3 separate regions of the Homo sapiens genome follow, and regions 2 and 3 are each linked to region 1. The links are chromatin contacts, found by Hi-C or POLR2A ChIA-PET in ENCODE. All regions are on one chromosome and are shown on one strand. The core of a region is the stretch at or near the end of the contact, and the rest is flanking DNA. Distances in the headings are between cores, read along the strand shown.

The links. Hi-C counts contacts between places; a loop is a spot of excess contacts on that map. ChIA-PET counts read pairs that join two places held with the same protein, here RNA polymerase II (POLR2A). Pooled maps may share reads with other maps.
Region 2: a pooled map shows a loop between it and region 1 (3-fold over the local background). The contact joins the promoter of MAOA here to the enhancer-like site in region 1. A Hi-C loop is called at or near these places in 7 of 50 pooled maps.
Region 3: a loop to region 1 is called in a pooled map, with 2.9 times the contacts of the local background. The contact joins two enhancer-like sites. A Hi-C loop is called at or near these places in 7 of 37 single-sample maps with no recorded cell type and 5 of 50 pooled maps. POLR2A ChIA-PET finds 5 or more read pairs at or near these places in 1 of 52 experiments (naive thymus-derived CD4-positive, alpha-beta T cell).

What each region holds. Positions count from the first base shown.
Region 1 is chrX:41,777,457-41,781,054 of GRCh38, forward strand. All of the region lies in intron 3 of CASK (calcium/calmodulin dependent serine protein kinase), which reads right to left. Among named protein-coding and RNA genes, the nearest start is that of GPR82, 55 kb to the left of the region's middle. Within about 2 kb of position 1,960, at least 5 of the 41 ENCODE cell types and tissues checked have a DNase peak (open chromatin) inside an H3K27ac peak, as active enhancers do.
Region 2 is chrX:43,655,007-43,658,604 of GRCh38, forward strand. It overlaps MAOA (monoamine oxidase A), which reads left to right and starts at 1,293. Exons shown (of 15, transcript NM_000240.4): 1 at 1,293-1,408. The coding sequence starts at 1,336. RefSeq lists a silencer at 1-195 and an enhancer at 127-186.
Region 3 is chrX:43,001,026-43,004,623 of GRCh38, forward strand. No RefSeq gene overlaps it. Among named protein-coding and RNA genes, the nearest start is that of PINCR, 170 kb to the right of the region's middle. Within about 2 kb of position 2,011, at least 2 of the 41 ENCODE cell types and tissues checked have a DNase peak (open chromatin) inside an H3K27ac peak, as active enhancers do.

The DNA.
Region 1 (3,598 bases), core at 710-3,209:
CCAGCCTGGGCGACAGAGCGAGACATCGTCTCAAAAAAAAAAAAAAAAAATAGATTTTAGCAGACGACAGTGAACTTTATTATTTGAGAATTCTGAGAATTCCTATTTTGATGCTAGGGATATAAAAAGCACAGAAGTGAAGTCCAGATTAGTTATTTCTGAGAGAAGAAGGGGATTATCATGAGAAAGGGGAATTCAGGGGCTGTTGAGGTACTGGCAGTTTTAAAATTTCTTGACTTGGGTTATAGTTACATGGTTGTTCACTTCTACAATAATTCTTTAAGTTGTATATTTATGTGAATGTATTTTTCAAAATGTGAGGCATTGTACTGAGAAAAAGGTTAAATCTAAGTATGATGTATGTATTTGTATGTATTCATATACTCTTTTACCCAGTTATTCTACTTTCAGAAATGTATTCTGAGGAAACAAAGCAATCAAGGGGCGTGAACAAGTAATTATGTACAAGATATTAATTATAAATTATTTCTAATAGGGAAAAACAATGTTAATGTTGAACTATAGGGAATTTATTAAACATGGCACATGCACACATTTAGATGTCTTAATGAAGTCATTAAAATATTGTATCCAAAAAATATTTAATGGTATAGCAAAATGCTTCCAATAGAAGGAAATGGTCCAAAATGTTTGTGAATGACATTTATTTCTGTTACAATTTTTATAACAAAATTAAGACATTATTTTTTGTCAAAATTTTCTGTAATTTCTAAATTTTTACAAGTTATGTATATGGCAAAGGTTGTACACTAAGAATTTTTTTTTTTTTCAAGACTGAGTCTCGCTCTTGTTGCCCAGGCTGGAGTGCAGTGGTGTGATCTCGGCTCACTGCAACCTCTGCCTCCCAGGTTCAAGTGATTCTCCTGCCTCAGCCTCCCGAGTAGCTAGGATTACAGGCGCCCGCCACCACGCCTGGCTAATTTTTGTATTTTTAGTAGTGATAGGGTTTCACCATGTTGGCCAGGTTAGTCTCAAACTTCTGACCTCAAGTGATCCGCCCGCCTTGGCCTCCCAAAGTGCTGGGATTACAGGTGTGAGCCACCGTGCCTGGCCAATAACTTTTATTTTTAAATGAACAAACTATACTTCTTTTAAATAACAGAAAATTAACTGAATTTTCTTCAGATTTTATATGTACACAAATTTATTCAAAATTATTTTAGTGGCTTGAAGATTAGTTGTCATAGACGAAAAGTTATCGGAGTGACAATTTCAAATGTATTTCTAAGACAGTAGCATCTGAATAGTTTATTTTCTCATATAGCATTCAAAGTTTAAAATCTGTTCTATACTGTAACATCCCAATCCAGGATTTGTTTTATACAAAAATCTGACCACCTAAATGTTTTTTAACAGATATAAAAATGATACTGTATTTACAGTTAAAAAGAAAAAAAAAAAAACCCCAAACTCCAAACCCTGTCATTATCTTTACAGTCAATTATATTTTGTTTGCAGATCCAGGAGTTTATATCAACTCTTTTAAAACCCTTCTTCTATTTATCTCTATTTTAGTTTGTGCAGAAGAGTTAATATAGCAGGCCTAAACTACTATCTCATAAAAGGCTTGAAAGGCCTACTAAGGTTGGCCCTTGAGAGGTTTATCTGGGAACTTGGATTTCAGGACGGTCCTCTACATTCCTGACTGAAAAGACTGACTCACTGTGTCTAAACTGTTTGTGCTAACAATGTGATTTAGGCTGAACACCTGCTTTCTTTCTGGGAGTCTGGAATTTGGTTAAGTGCCAAGTGGAAGATGCCTATGTGACCAGCCCCCAATAAAAACCCAGGGCAGAGTCTCTAATAAGCTTCCCTGGTTGGCACCATTTCACATGTGTTGTCACAACTCATTGCTGGGGAGACCCTTGAAAGCTTGTGCCTGGTTTCCCCTGGACTTCAGCTAATGTATCTTTTCCTTTTGCTGATTTCTCTTTATATCCTTTAGCTATAATAAATCATAGCTGTGAATATGACTATATGCTGAGTCCTTTGAGTTTTCTTAGTGAATCATCAAGCCTGGGGGTGGTCTTGGGGATCCCTGACACACAGTTTGCAAAACTAAAATCAACTAAACATTTTGATACTGTGAGTCAAAAGAGATGTTTACTTTGCTGAAAGAACAAATAGCAATTTATATCATCACACATAAAAAGAAAAAATCAAAATAGATTATATAAGACTAGCTATGAAAATATGAGCAAATCTTCAAATAGATTAAAATGCTACAGTACAGATATTTATTGCTTGGTATGAGACAAACATATTTTCCCTTAAGCAGCAAGTTTGCTGGTAAGTAGTAATCAGTTCCACTCTATCAGTATAAATAAATTTCACAAACACTCCCTTCCCCAGGCATAAATACTAGACCAAAAAAAAATAATAATAAAAAAAGAGCTTTCAGTTTATCGCCTTTGTGAGCTACAAAAACACAAACTGCTAATATTATTTTAAAATATACAAAAAAATTAAAGATATAAAAGGTAAAAATATTAAAGATAAAAAATTTAAAAGATACAAAAAAATTATTTTAAAAGATACACATCATGTCGGATGTGTTTTAAATCAATATTTAATTATTGTAAAAGTCTCCCCGTGGTATATGTAATCGCTCTGTAATAAGGTAATTAAAATTCCTTGGCCAGCCAATTTAGGATTTACAGCTTAACTCAAGTACCAGATACTACTAAAGACAAGCCCAAATGTGTCACTTAGAAATAAATATTTAACTTGTGGGGATAACCCAACTCAGCCTGTCTTCAAAACTGAACCTGTATTTAAAATATGTTTCAGCAAATTGCTACAGACAGGTTCAAATTTAAGTGTAATCCCAAAGTAATGGATGTGCAAATATATGCAGATGTCTACAAAACTACTGTGTGTGTTGGGACAATGATGATATAGCCTTTATGTTGTATTACCCCCATTTTAAAGGTCAATCATCTCTTGACCTGCCCGGTCAGAACTCACATCTGCAAAAGTGAATGTCTAGAGGTGGGACCTGGGTACCTGCTTGTTTAACAAGTTTTATACCGGATTTTCTAACCTAAAATTTGAAATTTACTAATCTAATCTTTTCCATATCTAAAATTCTGGTTTTGTGAGTCTCTGTTTTTAAGCATGCTTTAAACTTATAAACCATTTGTGATTAAGTAGATATCAACTATTATTATTATTATTATTTTATTTTTAGAGACAGAGTCTTGCTCTGTAACCCAGGCTGGAGTGCAGTGGTGCTATCTTGGCTCACTGCAACCTCTGCTTTCTGGGTTCAAGTGATTCTCCTGCCTCAGCCTCCCGAGTAGCTGGGATTACAGGTGTGTGCCACCACACCCGGCTAATTTTTGTATTTTTAGTAGAGACGGGGTTTTGCCATGTTGGCCAGGCTGGTCTCAAACTCCTGACCTCAAGTGATCCACCTACCTTAGCCTCCCAAACTGCTGGGATTACAGGTGTAAGCCACCAAGTCCGGCTTATTATTTTTGAGACAGGGTCTCACTTTGTTGCCCACACTGGAGTACAGTGGCATGATCTTGGTTCACTGCAATTTCTGCCTCTGTGGCTCAAGTAATTCTCCCAC
Region 2 (3,598 bases), core at 43-2,542, 1.9 Mb after region 1:
TGGAGAAGGGCTGCGGGAAGCAGAACACCGCCCCCAGCGCCCAGCGTGCTCCAGAAACATGAGCACAAACGCCTCAGCCTCCTTCCCCGGCGGCACCGGCACCGGCACCAGTACCCGCACCAGTACCGGCACCGGCACCAGTACCCGCACCAGTACCGGCACCGGCACCAGTACCCGCACCAGTACCGGCACCGGCACCGAGCGCAAGGCGGAGGGCCCGCCCGAAGCCGGGGGCACAACTGCCCAGGTCCCGAACCCGGACTCCAGCTTGGACGACACCTCCTACAGCCTGTCCGAATGGAGCGTCCGTTCTGAGTGGCGGTCCGTCTCGGATCCGCTAGCCAGTTCCCAGTGGAGCACGTCCTCAACTGCCGAGGCCGCCTCCTGGAGCTCCAGCATACACTCCCCAATCAGCACTACCGGTCTTAGCGAGAGTACTGACTCCGACTCCAAGAGTGGCCTCCGGGGTTTCAGCGCTTACAACCCGAGCAGTCGGATCCCCAAGTCTACCACCAGCTCGAACTCCTCCGATGGGGCCGTCACAGCCTCCAATCAGGACACCGGCATTCCCTGGGTATTAGTAACAGGACCTACCCCGCCCGTAAACTCCCCCGTAGAGTCATTGCAAGGGTCTGCCTTCTCCTCAGGGTTCAGCACCCCACGGGGTTTGGTAAAAGGACCGACCCTGCCCCCGGATTCCAACCTGACCTCAGTGTCCGACTACACTTGGATATTTGTACGGGGACCTCCTATACCCAATGACCTTTCGCAAGTGTCAATACAAGCACCTCCTACACCCAGTAACACCCCCGAGTGTCAGTACAAGGGTCTGCCGCATCCTCAGTGTCCAGCTTCCCCTGGGGTTTGGTACCAGGACCACCTCTACCCAATAACATTTCCCCAGTGTCGCCACAAGCACCTCCTGCACCCCATAACATCCCCCCAGTGTCAAGGCAGGCGTCTACCCCCACCTCAGTGCCTGACACTCCGCGGGGTTCAATACAAGAACCTCCTGCACCCAGTAATCCTTTCCAGCTGCCGACACAAGGACATTCTAAACCTAATAACTCTCGCCGAGTGTCAGTACAAGGGTCCGCCCCGCTCTCAGTGCCCAGCTCCCCCCGGGTATCAGCTGAAACATCAGCTCCGCCCCTGGGCGCTCCCGGAGTATCAGCAAAAGGGTTCGCCCCGCCCACAGTGCCCGGCTCCCCCCGGGTATCAAAAGAAGGATCGGCTCCGCCCCCGGGCTCCCCGGGGGAGTTGATAGAAGGGTCCTTCCCACCCTTTGCCGTCCCCACTCCTGTGCCTACGACCCAGGAGCGTGTCAGCCAAAGCATGGAGAATCAAGAGAAGGCGAGTATCGCGGGCCACATGTTCGACGTAGTCGTGATCGGAGGTGGCATTTCAGGTCAGTGTGGACCGTAGCGGTGGCCTGGGGGACCCTGGCCAGTGAGGGGTAGGGGAACCTACAGTAGCTCTTGTGGTGTTTGGGGGTCTCTCATGCATGCGAGAGTGTAGTGTAGCCATGGCTTGGCCCCATATCCTGCGAGGTAGGAGTGGGGGTTGTGCCAGTTTTGCTGGTGGTGTGACTGGGGGAGGCAGACACAATAATTTTACTACTACTACTATTAAATACTAATATTTAATTAGCTCTTGCTGTGCAGTTGTATTTAGCACTTTACGTGGATTTTCTCAGTCCTCAACAGTCCTGTGAGGTGGGAACTAAATTCATCCCCGTTTTGCAAAACCAAGAAACTGAGGTCTGGGGAGTTTCAATAACTCTCTTGAGGTCGAATCACCTAGCTTGTAAGTGGCTGAACGATTTTCTCCCATTTAAGACCTGCAGTACTAATTCCTGAGGTGGCTGCTTTGCCTCACTGATTTCATATCCTTTGCCCTAAACAGAACATCAGGATACAGATTTCTGTAGTATTGAGGGAGCAGTAGTGTTATTCCAGTCCTGCTCTTCTCTATTTTCCGTAGAAAATTTAGTAGGTGAAGAGGAAGGAGGTAGACTCCTTTAAGAAAAGGTTAAAAAAAAAAAGAGGAGAAGAGGGGGTGAGCTCTTAAACTATTCCTGTGTGTGTGTGTGTGTGTGTGTGTGTGTGTGTGTGTATGAACTGTGTTTATATATATATATGAACTGTGTTTATATATATATATGAACTGTGTTTATATATATATATGAACTGTGTTTATATATATATATGAACTGTGTTTATATATATATATGAACTGTGTTTATATATATATATATGAACTGTGTTTATATATATATATATATGAACTGTGTGTGTGTATATATATATATGAACTTGCAGGAAGGTGTAGGACATTTATTGTCCAAAGAGAATCCCTTTATGAAGCAGGGGCTGAGTGCCCTGTTGTATCCTCCTTCCTCCTTTCACTAAGAGCTCCCACCACCTGAATCTTGTCTTCTGATGAGCCAGTTGGTGGGCCAGGGTGCCCCTGGTCCTGGCTTGGATTTGTGGCTAACCAAGTGAGTGGTGCATGAGGCTTTCCAATATCTTCCTGGAAGCCTCATCATGATTGATATATTGTCGCCTATGTTGCCATCATTGGTAAAATGTTTGAAAATTAGGAATTTTGTTGCCTTTCATCCCTGGCTAGAATACCACACTGACCTATCCTCCCCCTACTAGGTGTTAATAATTTCTGAGTTATCCCTGCAGGATCTGATTCAGAAAGAGAAAGCTGATGGGAGGGAGTAAGTAGAGTGGCCCCACAGTAGCCATTTTTATATATAAATCTTTCGAGGAGACTCTGAACATGCTACAAATTAATGTTGGGTAGAGATAGCTTTATCTGAACCCAACATTGTTTATCCTGAACAGGCCAAGAGAAGAGATTGGCATGAACTGTTGCTTTGCCAGTTCCAGCCAGTACCAGCAAAAACATACATGTATGTTGGAGCATCAGAGGAAAGCAGCTCCTGGTGGAGAGTAAGAAAAAGGAGTATTTCAGCTTGTTTCTCTTTATTTATTTATGTATTTATTTATTCATTCAAAAAACACTTGTTGAGTACCTGCAATGAAGTGGACTGCTGTTTCCCAAAATCTGGTCCCACTAGGCAAGCCTCCTAAAAGCAATATGGTTGTAGATCACTGGAAAATAAATATGATGACAATGTGTTATATACATTGACTAGGGGTTCTGGGTCCTCTCCCATCTCCATACCATCTGTATTCTGCAATTCAGAGTTCTTTCTGGGATTTTATTCTTAGTCTTTTTCTTGTTCAGTCTCCAGAATTCCTTAAGGAGCGCGGTTTTTTTATTTTTCCTCTGCCTGATTACCTGCTCTTCCTCCCTTTCTATACTTTATGCTCCATACTTGGTCATTAGCAGAGGTGAAATTACCATGTAGCTGATAAACTTTATGCTTTATGGCCTTATAACTGTAGGTTGCTTCTGGTTCTCATTCTAAATAAATAACCAGTTTCATACTCAGTCCTGTATTTGCAATTTTGCTTTCTTATTTCTTAGAGAGGATACCCAAGTTATATATAAGTTGTAGGTCCCACAAAACCTGAATCTGTCCATAGTCACTCTTAATTATTAATTTATTTCCATTTGGGGG
Region 3 (3,598 bases), core at 761-3,260, 1.2 Mb after region 1:
TAAAAAATTCTTTTATTTTGACTGTGTAGAATTTTGCCTACTAGATATAACAGTTTTTGTACCTAAAAGCACTGCCATTTTTTTAGAGATAACTTGTTGAGAAAAGTGACATTATTATTTAAAGCTTGCAATAAATATGCCAAACGCTGTAGTAACTTGGAACCAGTTTATTCTTTTTTTTTTTTTTTTCTTTTTTGAGACAAGAGTCTCACTCTGTCACCCAGGCTGGAGTGCAGTGGCGTGATCTCGGCTTACTGCAAGCTCCATGTCCCAGGGTCACGCCATTTTCCTGCCTCAGCCTCCCGAGTAGCTGGGACCACAGGTGCCTGCCACCACGCCCGGCTATTTTTTTTTTTTTGTATTTTTAGTAGAGACGGGGTTTCACCGTGTTAGCCAGGATGGTCTCGATCTCCTGAACTCGTGATCCACCCACCTTGGCCTCCCAAAGTGCTGGGATTACAGGCGTGAGCCACCGCATTCAGCCAAGAACCAGTTTATTCGTATGCTAAGTACCACTGTGAAATAGAATGTACTATCCCATAATTTGCTGTTTATATAGATTCCACTTTCGGTTTTTTATCCCATTCTCTGTTTTAATTTATGTGGTAGTAATGTTCAATATTTTTTGATCGAATAGGTTCAAGGTGAGACTTAAGACTTCAAATGATGTTTCAAGAACTCTCAAAGAACTCTCAAAGAGTTAACAGTTAAGTCATACTTCATAAGTAGTAAAGAACGTCTTAAAATTTGGAAAATTTCATTGGGCATGGTAGTAATTGGGTAAGAATAAATTATTTAAAAATAAAAATGTGCAATTACTAGAAGAGCTAAAGCATGCTTTCTTTTTTTTTTTTTTTTTGAGACAGAATATCGATCTGTCACCAGGCTGGAGTGCAGTGGCACAATCTCAGCTCACTGCAACCTCCGCCTCCCAGGTTCAAGTGATTCCCCTGTCTAAGCCTCCCGAGTAGCTGGGACTACAGGCATGCGCCAACATGCCCAGCTAATTTTTGTATTTTTTGTAGAGGCGGGGTTTCACCATGTTGGCCAGGATGGTCTCGATCTCTTGACCTCGTGATCCACCTGCCTCAGCCTCCCAAAGTGCTGGGATTATAGGTGTGAGCCACCGCGCCTGGCCTAAAGCATGTTTCTTTTAGCTAAGTAGTGTAACTGGAGCTTCTTACTATTAAACCTGGCATTTATAAATACTTGGTCCAGTAATTTTATCCACTGTCAGTATTTAATAACTGGTTAATGTTTTATGCACCTCTGATAATTAATTTTAAGTTACAAACAATTGTCCAACAGCTCTAATTTTAAAATGAAACTACATATTAAAATAAATTTGATACTTTTTTATGAAGAGAAAAAAATTAGAAGAGAAACCTCTTAAAATGCCATAAATGTACATCTAGTAGTGAACAAGAAGTCATATTTAGACTTCAGGAGGATTTTTTATTAGCACACAAATATTATTTTTTAGAAAGACAATGTAACACTCTGAGCATTTTTCTCAGGGAATGCAGAAACAACCCCTGAATCCCAGAACACCCAAAATAAGTTGGCATTTCAGATTCCAGTGGCATGTGATGTTTACTAGTTGTGCCTGCTTCTAAACTTACAGGGGCTCAGAACAAGAAACTTGGACTAGACTCCCAGACACCTGGGTTGGTCATAAGGGTGGAGATTAGAGCCAGGCAATGATGTAGAGACATAGATTACAACCAGATTTTGAGCTAGCAAATACTTAAAGCCAATGTCCTTTAGTTTTTTTTTATTGAAAGTGAGACAGAAGTTGCTTTTCTATTAGTCAACTTTGTATCCCGCTTTATGTTGAAAATAAAGAATTTCATAAAGTTTAGCTTATTTTCAATTGTGTTATTCTACACTGTTCTCACTATAAATAGTTATCAAAAGTTAATCATACTAAGAACGTGACAACTGCATTCCTGAACTGGGGCCTTTGCACGAGCTTCCTATTCCCTCTGCCTGGTCCACTTCTTCCAGATGACTGCACAGCAAACTCCCTCACTGCTTTCAGTTCTATGCTGAAATGTCACTTCCTCAAAGTTTGAACTAAAATGTCTCATTCAATACTTGAATGTTCTATTTTTCTGGTTTCAGGTTGAGAAAATCATTGCATTTTTTAGGTCATGCTTTCCACTAGTTTTCTTTCGTGATTTTTAAAAAAATTTTCAGACAACTTTTGGGAAAGCATATTAAAGGGTTTAAAATTTAGATAATAAAATAGGTAATTTGTCTTCACTGAACAAAAACTATACCACAGTTACTATGTTTGCAGAATTGCAGCTGATTTTGCCTACCAAGCCATGTGACTTAGCTGAACAGGGACAACTTGTACCTGCTTGTCACGAAAATGCTGAAAATAATAATACTCTGACTTGGGCAAATAGTATTTCTTTCTTTCTTTTTTCTTTCTTTTTTTTTTTTTTTTTTTTTAGAGACAAGATCTCTCTCTGTTGCCCCGGCTGGAGTACAGTGGCATGATCATGGCTCACTACAGCCTCCGCCTCCTGGGCTCAAGCAATCTTCCTGCCTCTGCCTCCCAAGTAGCTGGGACCACAGGTGCACACCATCAGTCCCAGCTACTTTTTGTATTATTTGTAGAGACTGCGTCTCACTATGTTGCCCAAGCTGGTCTTGAATTCCTGGGCTCAAGCAATCCTCCTGCCTCAGCCTCCAAAAGTGCTGGGATTACAGGCATAAACCACCATGCTCGGCCTCAAGTAATATTTCTGCTTCTATCACTTATCTATTGCTGCATAATGAGACACCTGAAAAATTATTTAAAATTAGTAATTTTAAATAACAACAAAATATTATGTCTCACCGTTGTGTGTAAGTTTACAGGGAAATCCCTTTGTTAGTTTCACCTGAGCTCACTCATACAACCGTTGTCAGCTGGAGCATCAGTTGGGCTGCAAGGCCCAAGATCCCCACTCACATGTCTGGCAGTTGATTCTAATCATCAGCTGGGGCTCTGTGGTTCTCATCCTTAAATAGGATAGATAAACTTCCTTATGTGACAGTCTCATTGCAGCATTCAGGGAGAGCAATCATAGAAGTTGCAATGTCTCCTAAGGTCTAAGGCCTACAGTTATCACAGTGTCACTTTCATTTTTAGAAGAGAAACCTCTTAAAATGCTCTAAATATATATATCTAGTAGTGAACAGAAAGTCATATTTGGAGTTTTACTGGATTTTTTATTACAGCATATAAATATTATTGCTCAGAAAGACAATATAACACTGAAAATTTTTTCAAGATATGCAGAAACAACACCTGAATCGCAGATATCCCAGAGTAAGTTGGTATTTGAGATTCTAGTTGCACGTGATGCTGACTAGTTGTACCTGCTCCCAAACGTACAGGAGCTCAGAACAAGAGACTTGGAGTATCTGAGGAGTGGTGGGGGCAGATTATGAGAAGGTGAAGGGAGGAAATACATAATGAATAAAAGTTGCCTTGGTATGCAGATATGTCTTCAGGTGATTAAAAAAAGTTCTTTCAGAGTAGTTCTCCTCTTGGTACAGATGCGTTTATTAACGAAAATTTCCTTTACAAACAGGGAGTTTT